2 separate regions of the Mus musculus genome follow, and region 1 is linked to region 2. Evidence: chromatin loops called from intact Hi-C (ENCODE). Cell type or tissue: left cerebral cortex. All regions are shown on one strand. Each heading gives the region's core, and the rest is flanking DNA. Links, peaks and the distances in the headings are about the cores only.

What was found. Hi-C counts contacts between places; a loop is a spot of excess contacts. Peaks named below come from ENCODE experiments on the same cell type or tissue, not always from the same donor. Only the 100,000 strongest peaks of a DNase experiment are listed, where the experiment ranks them.
Region 1: a loop joins it to region 2, with 2.8 times the contacts of the local background. A loop is called at or near these places in 3 of 42 quality-filtered maps.

Annotation. Positions count from the first base shown.
Region 1 is chr17:78,585,992-78,593,465 of GRCm38, reverse strand. It overlaps Vit (vitrin), which reads right to left. Exons shown (of 14, transcript NM_028813.2): 7 at 6,623-6,808. It overlaps Gm32573 (a long non-coding RNA gene), which reads left to right and starts at 5,203. Exons shown (of 4, transcript XR_001782251.2): 1 at 5,203-6,374. In left cerebral cortex, for the core only: a CTCF peak has its summit at 2,856 (motif pointing right); a DNase peak (open chromatin) is centred at 5,038.
Region 2 is chr17:78,194,086-78,201,559 of GRCm38, reverse strand. Gm32282 (predicted gene, 32282) reads left to right here and starts at 1,535. Exons shown (of 2, transcript NR_168063.1): 1 at 1,535-1,966; 2 at 2,209-2,310. Crim1 (cysteine rich transmembrane BMP regulator 1 (chordin like)) reads right to left here and starts at 1,312. Exons shown (of 17, transcript NM_015800.3): 1 at 461-1,312. The coding sequence starts at 791. In left cerebral cortex, for the core only: CTCF peaks have their summits at 2,554 and 4,248 (motif pointing left); DNase peaks (open chromatin) are centred at 1,598, 1,849, 2,438 and 4,252; H3K4me3 peaks cover 800 bases; H3K27ac peaks cover 1,030 bases.

The DNA of each region.
Region 1 (7,474 bases), core at 894-5,893, 390 kb before region 2:
TAATGTCTTCCTCACTTTCCTTACAGGTTTCTTCACAGACCCGAGGGCAGAGCATTCTGTTGGCCCAACTACTCTATTAGCTATCTGTTAGCTCAAAACCAAGTGGGGAGGGTTCTGGGTTGTCGCAAACATTCGGGGCAGCATGGAGAAGGACAGCCGAGGCCTCACCTGGACCGGCAACAGGACTGTGTGGGATGCTCGTGTAGGTGGCGGGGGACCACAGACCTGGAAGCACAGTTGGACTGCTCAGAGCATGAATGTGAATCTAGCTAGTTCTCATTCTTTCCATGAGCCAACATAGCAAGTCTAGACTAAGGTCAGAACCAAGGCAAAACCTTTGCGAAGTTTGGACCTGCCCTGGAGGAGGCATTGGAATGGAAAATAAATAAATAAACAGACAGATGGATAGATAGAATGAAAAAAATCATCAATCAATTATCCAACCAATCAATCAATCAATCCAACCAATATGACTGAATTTAGAGAAGTGGCTAGGTAGTCCAGGCACTAAGCATCCTTGTATTTTATGGCTGGCAAAGTAAGTCCCTTATTCATAAGGGCCATATTTCTTAAATTTCCTTGTTCTCAAAAATAATTCCCCCTCAGCGGTGCCGCTTGTGGAGAGGTTAAAGCACTTCTTCTCAACAGAAATGTCGCTTAAATTTGCCTAAAATGCAGAAACACGGAGTTGATACAAATCCTTAGCTTTCAGTCGTTTTTTCCGAAGCGTCCACTGGGTTAGCCTTGACTACTCTGGGAGAGAGTCAACTGCATTTCATTGCTTCCTGGGCGGCTTCTCTGAAGGAAGGCTTTACAAGAAGAGAGCTAGAGGAGCTTGCATAGGGAAACACAGCGCCCCCTGGAGGAAGAAGTCGACCGAGGGAAAGAAAGACAAGCACGCTTCATAGTGGGGAAGAAGGGAAAGTTGGTGAGAAGATTCTAATTTCTTTCAGGGCTAGCCGTGATGGATTTTTTTTTCTTCTCCTTTGGCTTTGCTTCAGTCATGTGACATGAACGCAAAGCAGCTTTATTATCTGTACCCGTCATAAAAAAGAACACAGGCTCACTGTAAAGAAGTTATCTCCATATACAATGCACGGCCAGCAGCCATACTTGGTTGTCTATCCAGCAGTTGCTGGCTTCTGATTTTAGTATGTTAGCAATACAACCCTTGCTCTGTGGACATGTTCTCACGGTGCAGGACCGGGCTAGAAGCCCATGTTGTACCTCACTTCTTTGGCCAAGAAACGTACCACGGGCCAGTCTCACACCAGCCAGTGCCCGTTCATACCTGCTGGACCGTTGAAAGGCAGTCTGTGTTCTGGTCAAGCAAGGCTTACTCGGGAGACCCAGTAGAAAAATCTACAAGGGACCGAACCGTAAGCTATGCTCACAGACACAAGCGCCTGACACTACATCAACTCCTCAACTCCACAATCCTGGCACTATAGACAATGTCCCAAGCTCCTGCTATTCTGGCTACAGCCAGGTAAGCTCCTCCCCACAGTTACTTGGCAACAGCAAGGTAACCAGCCAACCCAAGCCCCACCAAACGAGCCACCTGAGCTAGCCAGACTCGACTGCGTGAGAACGACCCAGTGCCTTTTCTCCTGCCCCTTCTCCTTTCGAGCCCCGGGGCAGACTGAGCCGACCCTGGGCCCCCACCCGTTCTCAGCTCTTTCGAGGTGTCCCGCTTTGATGCCCAAGAGCTAGAACCTGTTGTCTCTGGACTCCATGAGGCCCAGGGACCCCAGACTGCTCCCTCTCTGCCCCCGCGGACTGAGGTTCTGTGGCTTCCCACAGCCAGACGCCTACCGGGAAGGCGTGGAGAGTGCACGGCAGTCCCCCAAGTCCACCCTCCCAGAGCCCCAGGGCTCTGGTGGAATGTGGGTCATCTCTCCCACCCCTTTATTTCCCCATGCTCACGCGCGGCACCCCACACATACCAGCTTTTTAAAGGTTAGCATTGGCAGTCATGGGTTTAGTTATGGTGTTTTATATGCATGTAGCCTCAGATAATCCCCGTATCCTGATGTCACACACATCCCATTACCCTTTCACCTTCTTGGTTCTGTTGTCTGCCTACCTTTCTCCTTTCAGACTTTTCTCTCTGCTCGTCCCACACCCACCAATCTAGACATAAGGGAGAGCACGCAGAGTATTTCTCTTTTGGGCTCTGCCTTATTTTTCTGAAAAATGTTGATCCCTACCGTCCCCTCCGTTTTTCTTGAAAATGCCGCAGCTGCATTTTTCTTTATGGCTGAAAAGCCTTTTGCCGAATATATGTAGCTCATTTTCTTCTGCACACCACTCAGCAGCTGTATTGTAACTTTACCTGTATTTCTAGTGATGAGCGAGTAAATCTTCATTTCCCTTCCCGAGAACACATTCCATGCCTCTTCTTCACCCTTGGATAATACTTACCCTAGACTTCTCTGTCTTGGAAGTGTGAATTCTGTCATTTCTCCACACTCATGCTCAAACTGTAAATCTCTGTATGACAGCTTTCTGTTTCGATGGCATGTATTGGACTCCTCATACAGTTTCATATATTTTTAAGAATATATTTATTGGCCATTTGTAGTTCTAGTGTAGCTTGCCTGGTCATAGTCTTCTCCATCTTTTTTTTTTTTTTTCTTTAGGAATGCTTGTCTTTTAAAACATTGGGTTTTAAGAAAAACTTTCTCCAGACACCTTACGGAAGGGAAACTTCCCCAGTTGGCAAACCTATCAGCGAGGAGTTCACTGGTAGACACTGGTCTCCCCTGCCCCTGTCCTTCTCCTTCTCCTCTTCCTTGCCCAGGTAGGTCTGGAGGGCAAATGAACAGCCCTGCCATTTCTATGCCTTGCCACTAGGTAGCGCTCTTTGCCCCTATGGTCTGTTTTTTGTTTGTTGGTTTTTGTTTTTTTGTTTTTTTCGAGACAGGGTTTCTCTGTATAGCCCTGGCTGTCCTGGAACTCACTTTGTAGACCAGGCTGGCCTCAAACTCAGAAATCCACCTGCCTCTGCCTCCCGAGTGCTGGGATTAAAGGCGTGAGCCACCACGCCCGGCTAGACATCTTTTCTAACTAGGTGGCGAATCTGGCTCTCTGAGTGACTCTCTCTGGTGCTGGACGCTCCAGGGGTCACTGGAACCATCTCAGCCTCTCCCATGAAGACAGCCTTATTCCTGTCCTGTGAGCTGTCTCTGTCCCTTTGGCTCTTGGCTTAGTACTCCTACCCTTGGCGTGTACATTCATGGGTCAGTGAAAGGACCATAGTGTCCAACCTCCTCTTCCTGGGAGTCCTCCTACACCTGAGCTTTCTTTCACATGAGAGAGCCCCTGTCTCTCCTAAATATTTACTTTTTTTTCCTGTTAACTGCCTGCTAAGGCAAAGGTTAGCTACCTGTGGGTCGTGACCCCTAGATATTGTATATCCGATGTCCCACATATCATATATCTGTATTATTCATAACACTAACACAGTTATCGCTATGAAGTGGCAATAAAAATACTTTTCTGATTGGGGGGGTCACCATAACATGAGGGACTGCATCAAGCTTCGCAGCATTAGGAAGGTTGAGAACCACTTGGAGTCTAAGGTACGATGTTCTGTCTGAGCATCGACTTCAGCGTAGAACAAAGAGGACTCTCAGGCCTCATGCACACACAGTCCCCATGCCAGCTACCCACGTGGCAGGTGTCCTGAGCTGAAGGGATCAGCTATGGGCCTTAGTGTGTTGAGGTGGGGTATTCACTGATATAACCCAAGATCCTAGAATGTTTTCTGATGCCTAATAGACATACAAAATGTTTCTTAAATGAATTAGGCTTTGCCTGAATTTCCCAGTTACATCTGCTTGGAGAATCTTTCTGTTTCAGTCACACATATAACAGGGAAAAATATGGTAATGACTGACTTCTCAGTCGATACTCTAAGGAATGCTTTCTAATTCCTTGGCAAACTATCTCAGCTTTTTAGAATTTCAAAGATAGTTATGTATCTACTAAATATTATCTCATGTAGTTGGGTTAAAGAGTCACAGCAACTCATATCCCTAGTCCATTTTATCACATGGTCTCTCATTAAGTATGTATTATATTTTATAAAAGGACAGAAGACCACTTACATCATCATTAGTGATCAAGCTTATAGATCATCTTCCTGGAGGTACCACACATGGTAGAGGCAGGGGGTAGGTTTCATCCATTTGATGATGGAACAGGATGTGGGGCCCACAAAGTTCACATTGAAAACTGCAGACTCAGTACAAAGTAAAATTCTCATGTTTACATAAGTTTTTTTTTAAGAGAGTCATTCATAAAAGCAGATAGATGTTTATCTAGGACAGCAGGTCTCAACCTTCCTAATGCTGTGACCCTTTAAGACAGTTCCTCATGTTGGGGTGACCTCGGGCCATGACGTTATTCTTATTGCTACTGTAGAGCAGTACTTTTGCTACTGGTATGAAATTATATTGTTATTGTAATGTAATATCTCTATTTGCTGATGGTCTTAGGCAACACCTGTGAAAGGGTCATTGGACCACAACCCACATGTTAAGAACAGCGGATATAAGGCCAAGAGGGTGGTGGCTCAGGTTTGTAGGATCGAGGTTCCTTTGGGAATGATGAAACTTCTAGAATTTGATTGTAGCGATAGCCGTGTAGCCGTATGGACACCACCCCCTGCACAAGAAATTTATTGTATGGGATGTGAAAAGCGTCTCAATGCACCTATTCCTCTAAATGGACAAACGCGTTTGGACATCTGCATCTACTTCTCTTCTTGGCTGCAGAATGCCTTTGAGCGGACAATGCCACGCTTGAGAAGTCCTCCATCCCTGCCTACTTGGGCTCCCGTCTTAACAGCTGCGGTGCCTGCTGCACAGAGACCTCTCCCTCTCCAAGGACTTGCTCAGCACTGTGTGGGTTGCAGAGAAGCAGGCGCTGTGTGACCATGAACAGAGAACACTGGCAGGCTGGGAGGCTGCTGTCCAAAGCCCCTGTCCCGAAGCCAGGAGAAACAGAGCCCTGCCAGCTTGGGAGTCACTACCTCAGGTTTTTTTGAGGGGTTTCCAGCCAAATTGGCATCAAGACTTCCAAGCTGCCAGTGTAGCCAAGAAAACAAGCCACGCACTCACTGTGCCGTTACATAAGATGCCCTCTGGGAGGGACAACTACCGATTCAGATACTAGAATGTGTTTGAAAGAGTGGAGGACTCGAAAGCCAAGCACTTGGGATGGAATAGAGAAAAAGCTCTGGTTTTAGGGACTCCTGTGAGCCCTGCTTACCCAGCACCCCAGAATACTTCTCTTTTCTTGCCAGGTATCAATAACTTGTGTTACTATTAAGTGTAATAGAAATAACAAGAATAGGATGGAGTGGGGAGCATGTCTGAAGTGTTTCAAAACTTTACAAATTATTTTTATGAGTCTCTGCCTTGGGATCTTTAAGCCACAACTTTCAGGCATCGTTGGCAAGACTACGATAAAGTGTGTGTGCTACACCTGGCCTAGGGACTACACATGTGGTGTGTATCCTGACAGTGACTATTAATACTAAATTAAATCATTAAATCAAACCAGGGACGCCCAGCAGCCTCCAATCTTGCCACTTTGTCCTGGTCAACGTGTGGTCCTCCACGGCTCCGGCTGTACTGATGTGTTTGCTGATGGCAGGGATTCCAGGCGTTGGAGTTTGGATTCCTGCTCTGCTTGCTTGCCCGTGTGACCTTGGCCTCTCTTTCCCTTATCCCCCTTCATCCTCAGGTTAGTCACCGTAACAATGGATTTGTTTCCAGTTAGAAGTCATATAGATCGGCTCCACGGAGTTGTTGTGACCCAGTAAGCTAATATGTGTGGGTTACTCAGAAAAAAAAAATGCCCAGTGTGTTGACAGTGGGACTTCTTCTGTGGAAAAACCAAAGGACGGGTAGACAGATGCCGAGGCTCTGCCAGGGAAGGGAAGGGTCAGGCTGCATAGCAGTGATGACTGAAAACTGGGTCAGGCTGAAAAAAAGTCAGTCCTGGGAATTTCCTCCCAGAAGGAAAAAAAAAACGTGTCAGCAGACAAGAACGACTCAGAGAAACCTGAGATAATGGCGAGCCCATTGCACAACTTCCCATCCCTCTCCCCTCCCCCACCAGGAAACTGTTTGAACTGACACAGGTGCCGTTTATCTCTGGGTAGTGAAGACAGAAGCCTGTGCATGTGACAAGCAGATACGAGCACTATCTGACCTCCTAAAGGGAGTCTTTAGGCTTTATTCTTAACATCTAAAGACTTCTGGGTATGGGCTATTTATTACTTAAGGAAACAAAGTCCAGAGCACGACAACGGTCAGAGCGAAGCCTACTGTCTTTCACGCGAGCTTCCGGAGGGAGGAAAGGTAATGTTTGTACCTGACAAACAGGTATGCTACCCTACCTTCTCGAGTATGACAATGGTAATTGTGTTTTGAACCTGGAAGATAGAACCTGCTGCCTCCCACCTGGTGAAAGTCTCACACACCCCTGAGTCACTAGTCAAAAGGGTGAGAGCTGGAGACTACATACCCAGACCCCCCAACAGCTGTTCCTCTAAGGTTACACCATTCTGCTCGTGTGGTACACAGCGATACATGGCCCATCTACTCACCCATCTCCTGACTCCTGTGGCCCACAGGTTGGGGTCTGGGGCTGTTGGTGACAGATGCTGCAAATGGCTTTGAGGTGGATCTGTGGGTGACCTCAGCTACAGGGGTAGCTTGAGCCTGTGTCAGGGTGACAGGCTGTATGGTTGTCCCTGGAATAGATGGCTTCTCATAGGCTTTTGTGGTCTCACCTGTGAGAAAGCAGAGTTGCATTGGTGCCCACAAAACAGTCACTGACCACCACTGTCTTTTAGCAGAGACTGGTGCTATTGCTGTAGAGTGCAGAATCTGTATAGACAGCCCGTACAGTTTCAGAGCGATAAGCCAATCAACAAAGATTAAACAACACATTTAGGTTGCAGTTCGAAACCATAGCAACATAGAAAAGGCCGAACCCTGATTCGTTGCCACGTTACTTTGCCAGGCCCCACGAGCAGTGGTTTGTTTTCATTTCTAACAACAATTTCTAACAACTGTTTCCGTTTCTTCCCTTTCTATAGCCTTGCTATCTCAGTTGCAATTGGTCTATGGATGCACGGTCCTTCCAGCACCCCTACCATGGCTCACCCTTACAGAATACATGCTGGTTTAAGTTGGTTCCTGAGCGGTCAAGCTGACTTTTGGCCTCAGATGTCTTGCCAATAATTGGGATGATGGGACTAACTCAATGGCAAGGACCATCTAGGCTCTCCTAAATTACGAAGGTTTAGCTTGTGTCCCGCCGTTATCCTTTTATAGCCTCTCATGTGTGTATACTGACTTTGGGACATTTCACTTCCTGTCACTCACTCTCATCATCTCCCTGCCCTGGAGCCCTTTCCCCCAACAAGTCCCCCCCCCCCCCACTTTGATATCCT
Region 2 (7,474 bases), core at 1,529-6,528:
AAGGAGGTGAAGGAAGAGCGCAAAGAAAAAATAGTAAGAGTCACATAGGGAGTGCAGGCTGGAGCACAGGTCTACTCCGCTATCAGAAGCCGGCTGCGCGGACTGCGTACGCCCTCGGTGCCACACTGCGCTATGCGGGCAGGGCAGCAGGGGCGGACTCCCCGAGGGACTTGTGCGTGCCAGACTCCGCAGTGTGCCCCCGCACAGGGCACCCCTGCCTGGGGCGAGAAAGGCCACCCAGTGTAAGCCCTAATCACCGCACCTGTGTGTGTCTATGCGTGTTCGGAGCTCACCCACGCAACCCAACCTCGCCCGCCCCTGGGCAGGCATCTAGGGCACCCTCCAGGGGACAGCGACCGTCCCTCCTCCCCGGGAACCCTCTCTCCTCTGGGAAAAGTCTCAAGCAAACTTTGTTCCGCGCCCGCCAGGTGGGAGGGGGCGCGCAGCAGGGCAGCCGTACCTTCGCAGACGCCCACTTCGTACTCGGTGATGGAGTCGCCATTGAGCGGGGGGCGGATGACACAGCGCAGCCCCCGGTCGCAGGCTCCATGGAGCCCATAGGCTCCACCGCAGCTCTCGTTCCTCTGGCGGGCGCACATGTAGCAGCAGCCGCAGACGCCCTGCACGATGCTTCCTGGGCAGCTCCGAGGCTCCTCGCACTTGGACTCGTCACAGGGCAGGCAGACCAGCGCCCGGGTGCCTGAGCGCGCCAGCAGCAGCAGCAGCCCCAGCAGCGAGACCGAGAGGTGCCCGCAGCCGGCCAGCCCCCTGCCCCCCGCCACCAAGTACATCCTCCTGCGCCGCCGCCTCCTCCTCGCAGTCGGGCCGGGAGCGGGGCGGGCGCCCTCCCCTGCGCGGGGCACACGCGCCGCCGCCGCACCCGCAGCCCGCGGTCCTCGTGCCCCACTAGGGGCCCCCGGGGCGCTCCTCCCCTCGCGGGGCGAGGCCCCCGCCGCCCCTGCGGGCCGCGCCGACCCGGAGCCCACGAGCGTTGGCGCCAGCGGCAGCGGTGGCGGGTGGCTTCCCCTCCTCCTCCTTCTCCTCCCGGGCGGGAGGGGGAAAAGAGGAAAAAAAGTTTCCTCTCGGCAGCTCCGGTTCAACCCAAACTTCTGGCGGCGGCGGTGGCTGCGCACCGCTCCGAAGAAGGGCTGGTGGCTCCTTCTGGTCCTCCGCGCTGCTCCTGATTGCCGGGGAAAGACGACGGCAGCGCAGCCTCCGGGCCGGTCCCCGCCTCCCGAGCCGCCGAGTGGGCGCGGTGGCTCAGCAGAAGGTCCGTGGCGTCCGTTCCTTGTGCCCGGCTCGGCTCTCTCCCGCGCCGCTCCTCCGGGCGCTTGTTTATGGCTGGAGCCTCCGCCGCTCCGGCTGCGCCCTCCCCCATCCTACCTCATTCCCCCCCCCGCCCTCCCCGCGCCGCGCGCTGCTCATTGGCTGCCCCCCCACCCTCGGGCCGGCCGGCCCCCTCCCCTCCCCCTCGCCTCCCTCCGGGGCTGCCCCGGCCCTTCCTCCCTCCACGCCTCCTCCTCCTCCCCCTCTCCTTCCTCCGCAGCCCGGCACCGAGTCGGCCCTGCTGCCGATCATCCGGGCTCGGGGCCCGGCCCCGCGAGCGCGCTGCGGCCGGGGATCTGAGACAGTCGTAGCGACGCGAGCCCCCGCCGGCACCGGGCCACGAGGGCTAGCTTTGGAGCACCGGGGGCGGGACGGCTGCACCTCCGGGTGGTAGTTTTGAGTTCAGAGAGTGGCGGGGATCCTAGCCGGAGCTGTTGCTGCAGCCTAGGCTGGGCACTGGCCGGATCGAACCCCAGGAAAGGGAAGCGAACGCGTGGAATTTCCGCAAACTGGACGAGAATCCATCTTCCACTCGAGCTGGGAATAGACTTTGTAAAAGATATTATGTAATGGAGTCTTGGAAACCTGGAGACATCTCCAGGGAAACTGCTGGTGGGGTTGAATGCTTTAAATGGTCTAGGTAAATATTCTGAGCTGGGACAATGTTGGGGAGGGCTGCAGCTTGAATTTTAATGATCCACCTTCTGTATGTCTGTGTGGAGGTGCTGTATCATGGGAGGGGTGACTGGAAAGTAACAGAGCTTAATCCTCTCTGGAGTAAGGCTCAACACTAGATTACAAGTCTTGACATGACGCTAGGCTGGAAGAGCCTAGGCATCCTTACATGCCACCTGACTGTGCCGTTTTGTTTTGTTTTTTCAGGCTCGCGAGCTAAAGAGGCGTGTTTCCCTTTTCTTCCTCCCATTTTTCTTTCCTAAAAGATTTATCACGAATGTATTAATAAAGAAGATGGGTGGTAATATATTCTTTGTGGCGAGACATGAAACAACTGGAGAGGAGCTGTGCACATGTGGAGGATTTCTCCTCAATGATTTCAGAGATTCTCCCAGTGATAGCTCTGATCCCTCATCAGGAGAGAACCAGTGGCCCCGTCGATGTTTTCTCCGTGCCCCCTTACAGGAGTATAAATAAAACAGCCCAAGGAGGGAGGGGGGAGTGATTTGAATCATTATGTAAAACCCGCCTGGTGTTGGAGCAGGTGTGAAGTGGGCTTGGCTGCCTGTGCATGGTCTTGCTGCAGATAGGTGGCAGCTAGTTAGATCAGGAGCATCATGACTAATGAGCCAAAAGTTAATGGCACCAGTACAAGGAGAAAGGACACAAAGATGCCTTTGGAATTTTGTTTGTGGGACAGATTCATATTTCTGCAGAATATTATGGTTTATCTGTGGTAGTCATCATCATCAACAACAACAACAAAAAAGCCAAAGCCACCAGTGTAATATTCCCCTCTCCATCCCATTAGAAAACTATATACATTTATACTGAAGAGAGGAAATGTCTCGTTAATTATACTGATTGTTGGGGAAGGAGGGCTTAGGGAACCGTCAATATTGGAAAGGGGAGAACACCCCATTTTCTTGGGGCTTATAAGCTGCTGTTGAGGTGACGATTCTCCAGGCATTTGTGACACATTTTACATGGCCCTCTCTAAAAGGTCCTCGTACCCTGAAGCCCTATAAAAGTAAAGGGTGAAGTCATTTACAACTTGCTAGGTTTTCTTTTAGCAAAACCAAATATTGAAACACATAATAAATGTTCGTGTCTTGTTGCCCAACGAGGCACTAGTACTTCATAGTGGGATTTGCCAACAAACTGTCATCACTGGACCTTGTTAAAACATCCCTTCCAACCCCTGCAGAGGTTATCTGAACTTCTGTTCGAATGCAAGAATAAAGACTTTATTAAAAACATAAGCAGATAATGTTGTTAGACTCGGGAAAAGTCAAGGTCAGGAGAGAGAGAAGAGGCAGAAGTGCAAAGACAACACAGCTTGAGAGAGTGACCTCACCCTGTCTAAAGCACCATTCTTTGTGCTTTTTCCTTTTAGGGCAATACATTAAGAATTGGGAAATACCACAGATCTGGGAATAGACAAGCAACAAGATGGAGGCCTCTACCCATCCTTCTTGAGACTTTATAGTTAGAAAAACTTAGATAAATAAGTACAAGGTAAGAAAAATTAACAGGCTTAGAAAATACTAGCTCAAGAGAATGTAGACTCTATGTTTGCCATAGAGTTAAGTCATAGAAGAAAATAGGAATCTTGAGTACAGTAATTAGTGGCAAGGCTCTACCCGATTCTCCGAGACCCGTACGTGACCCGTACGTGAGCTAGGAGCTCAGTTAAAACATTTCTTTTCAGGAATCCAGCAAGATGTGAGGTGCCCACGAGCTGAGGCAATGCTAATCCATAAGGGATCCTGCTGTCTTTAAGGAAGGGGGTAGTTCAGCTTAGCATGATAGCTATTGGGTGCTGAGTGATAGAATAGGCTGGGAAAGGTTACATGGGCCCTAAAAGACACTTGAAAATGTAAGAATCAGAGCTTACATGAATGTGGTCTAATGTCTCTTTCTCTGAGCATATTCCCTTATTCTACAATAGTTCAAGTGCCTTTGGTTGTAGTGTTGATCTCCTTATAACACAACTATTAAGCAGCTCCAACCTCACTCAGTCAGCCCATTGGAGGGAGGCATGCTTAGGACAGGCATGAGTGGAAAAGGAGAGTTACATGCGAAAGGACACTTGGATATTTTCTCTGACCCATCGGGAGTCTTAGTAAACATCTCTAAACAAAGCAGATGACAGGCGTGTGGCTCAGTAACCTGAAGAAGTGGAGGGAGGACAGCAAAAGGAGGGAGACTTTCTGAAGGCCATCTGGAGGGAAGAGACAGTCCGCCCTCTATTGGCCACTGGGCAGGTTGGATCAGAGCGGGGATTCACTGTGAAAAGCAAAGTGCCAACTGGGGCCCAGCAACAGCAAGTGGGACAGGGAGTGCAGTAGACAGAAAGAATATGGGAGACTCGGAGCCTGATGCAGTGTCTCCCAAGCTTTCCTACTGGAGTCACATTCTCTGGGATGGTCACGCTGTTTATGTGTCCCTGAAGTGAAAAACAAAACAAAACAAAACAAAACAAAACAAGACAAGACAAAACAAAAACGAAGACATTATCTTTTGAGTAAGATGTATTATTAGAGTAGAGCGATACAAGGGACAAAAAAATCTTTTGTCTTATAAAAAAAAATGTTGCATCCATATCACAGGAAGCCATGACGACAACAACAGGAACGAATCCTTTTATCTGAGTCCTCCCGTCTCCCTAAGCCCTAGCAAGCTTTACTGTATAAGGATGCTCACCAAGTCTAGGATCAGATAATTTCAGAGGTAGAGATAAAGTCCTAGATTGAAGGCTCACTCACCTACTTTTCCACTCTAGATCTGATGTCTGGGCCATGCTGTCACCGTCCAGTACATCACGTTTAAGGGAGTCCTTGTCTTATCTGCTTTGCCAGTGAATAACAGCTGCTTCCGAGGCACTAACTGGGTAGCAAGACCTGTGCACCGAACACGACCTCTTTTGAAGGTTCTGCCAGAGCCTTGCTCTTTCTTTGTACCAGTTTAAACAGTTGCGTGTGCACTACAAAGCCGTTCTCTCCTCTGTAGAGTGGAGACAAGAACACCAACTTCCCAGAGAATACTATCAGGAAGTGCACATTCTCCTATGTTGCTTTTATTGGGAGAAGCTCACTGAATGCATTTCCAACTATTCAGCCTGAGATGGTGACTCATCCAGCCATGGCTCCAGGGACTGGAAATGTGGCCACAGGGGTGGAAAGGGAATAAAGCAGACAGACAGACACACACGAAAGCTGGGACCAGGCAGACTGCGCTCTCTGATGGAGTAGCTGCAGCTCCTTGGAAGCTTGGGCCGTAAATATGAGGGCTGCTTTGACATCCCTCTGAGCTTCATCTGGGTCTGAGGCCTTGGTCTTTGACATGGCTATGATCCATGTCAACAACACAACAGTCACTCAGGTCTTAACTCTCTCCCAACACGTGGGCATCCTACCTGTCTAATTTTTGTCACATGTAACCATAGGACACTTGTCTGCCTTTTGTTTGCTCCTTTGGCTTTTCTTGGGATGGCCTCTTAGATCTGCTTTGGCAGTCAGCATTAGTGTTGGGTTTCAGGTTTTTGTGACAGTTTCTCATCTTGAATGTATTTAAATGTCAGTAACTAATGATCATGGGAAAAGGAAGAGCTAACACTTTTTATTTTATGTGCATGGGTGCTTTTGCCTCCACGTGTGTCTGTCCATCTTTTGCGTGCTTGAATCCTCTAGAAGAGCAGCCATTGTCCTTAACCACAGAGCCACATCTCCAGCTCCATAGCTAACATTTCTAAAGCCAGTATGTTCAGCACTTCGTAGAGGTTGATTTCATTCGACCACACAATCCTCTAGCAGTCTAAAGCTGGGCCTCACATTCCTCTGGGGGAATGGCTTAAATTGTCTTCATCTTATAAGTGAGAAGTTTTCGTCTTGGAAGGCTGTGTTTATGGATATCAGGTTTGGGCTGCATACCTGTTTTGCCTGAAAAGCCTGTCTCTTTAACTGTTTCCTGAGGTTAATAGGGCATGACAAATGGCTTTCCCAGAAGTGGAGAACCAGAATAGACAGTTCCAAATATGACACCTGTCCAAGAGAGACAGGGATTGTCACACGGAATAAAGAACTTCAGGAAGAATCCGAGGGTCTCCTCCCTTGTCTATGCTCTTTCTTTCCCCAGAAGGCCCCCTCTGTCTTCCTATTGGTGCCACAGATTTAAAGATGCCACCTTCAGATGGCTCCATCTGCTGATTGACAGGCAAAGGTTTTGTTTTCTGTGTTCTGTGTTCTGTGTAAGTTCCAGGACAGGAACAGCACATGATGTTACACAGAGAGCATCCCTGTGTGTGTGTGTGTGTGTGTGTGTAACAAACAAACAAAAAAGAGTAACTTGGAGCTCACCAACCCATCTTGTTCAGGTCTTTCTAGGATGGTGGGCTATAGATAAACACCTCCCATCCTAGGCAGGAAAAGAGGAGAGAAAAAGACAAGGGGAGAAACACAGAACAATAAGAGAGGAGAAAGAGGGGGAGGCAGGAGAGTAGAAAAGATGAGGAACAGAAGCGGAAGGAAGAAAGTAAGAAAAAGAAACACCATTGGCTTATAATAATGGGCCGTATTTTTATACATCTGTGAAGGCTTCTTTGTCTATATATGTGAAGTATCAAATAAGATATACACTCTAGTTCATAATTGCTTCATTGCTCATACTGGTCTTTAGAACCCATAACTCCATCTTCTTCCCGCTGAGGAGAGTGTGTGGGTTGCCTGTTTCACTGACGGTGTCTCAACACACCTTTAGGCTTTTGCTTGTTTGGCACACATTTTCACTGTCACAAATAAAGGTACGGTCACCATGACATTATCAAATATTTGTCTGATTACTCTCCTTGGTAAACTCCTAAAGTGGAATTATCTGTGGGTCAAAATTGATCCCATTTTGACATGCACTGGCATATGGCTTTCCAGAAAAATTTCATCCACACACATTCCCTCAATCTGTGAAGATTTACACCTTCTCAGTGTGAGGCCTATGCATTTAAGACTTCTCTCTGCTTATAGAGAAGCAAAGAATCTTATAGAATTCTCACCCCTTTTTAACTTTAAAATTCTTTTCACATCCATCATTACATTAAATTTTGTTTTTTTTCAATATCATGAGATTTCATCCATATCTCACCAAATAGTTCAATTTTTATCAATTACTAACTCATATAATGTGACCAATTGCACATTACATAGTTTCTTAAGAGGAAGTAGTGTGTAGTCAATTAACATTTCCTCTTAAGGAGTGCTTTTGAAAACTAGACTGATTCAAGTAAATAAATTATTGAGATCCCTCTAGTTAAGATAATATAGGCTCATAGCCATTCTCCTTGATAGCTACAAGAAGCAAGTGTACAAGCCAGGCTAGATGGCACACGCCTGTAATCCCAGCACTTGGAAGCCTGCAGCAGGAAGGTCATGAGCTTAAGGCTAGTTTGGGCTAGGTATCAAGAATGGGTATGGAGAAAGAA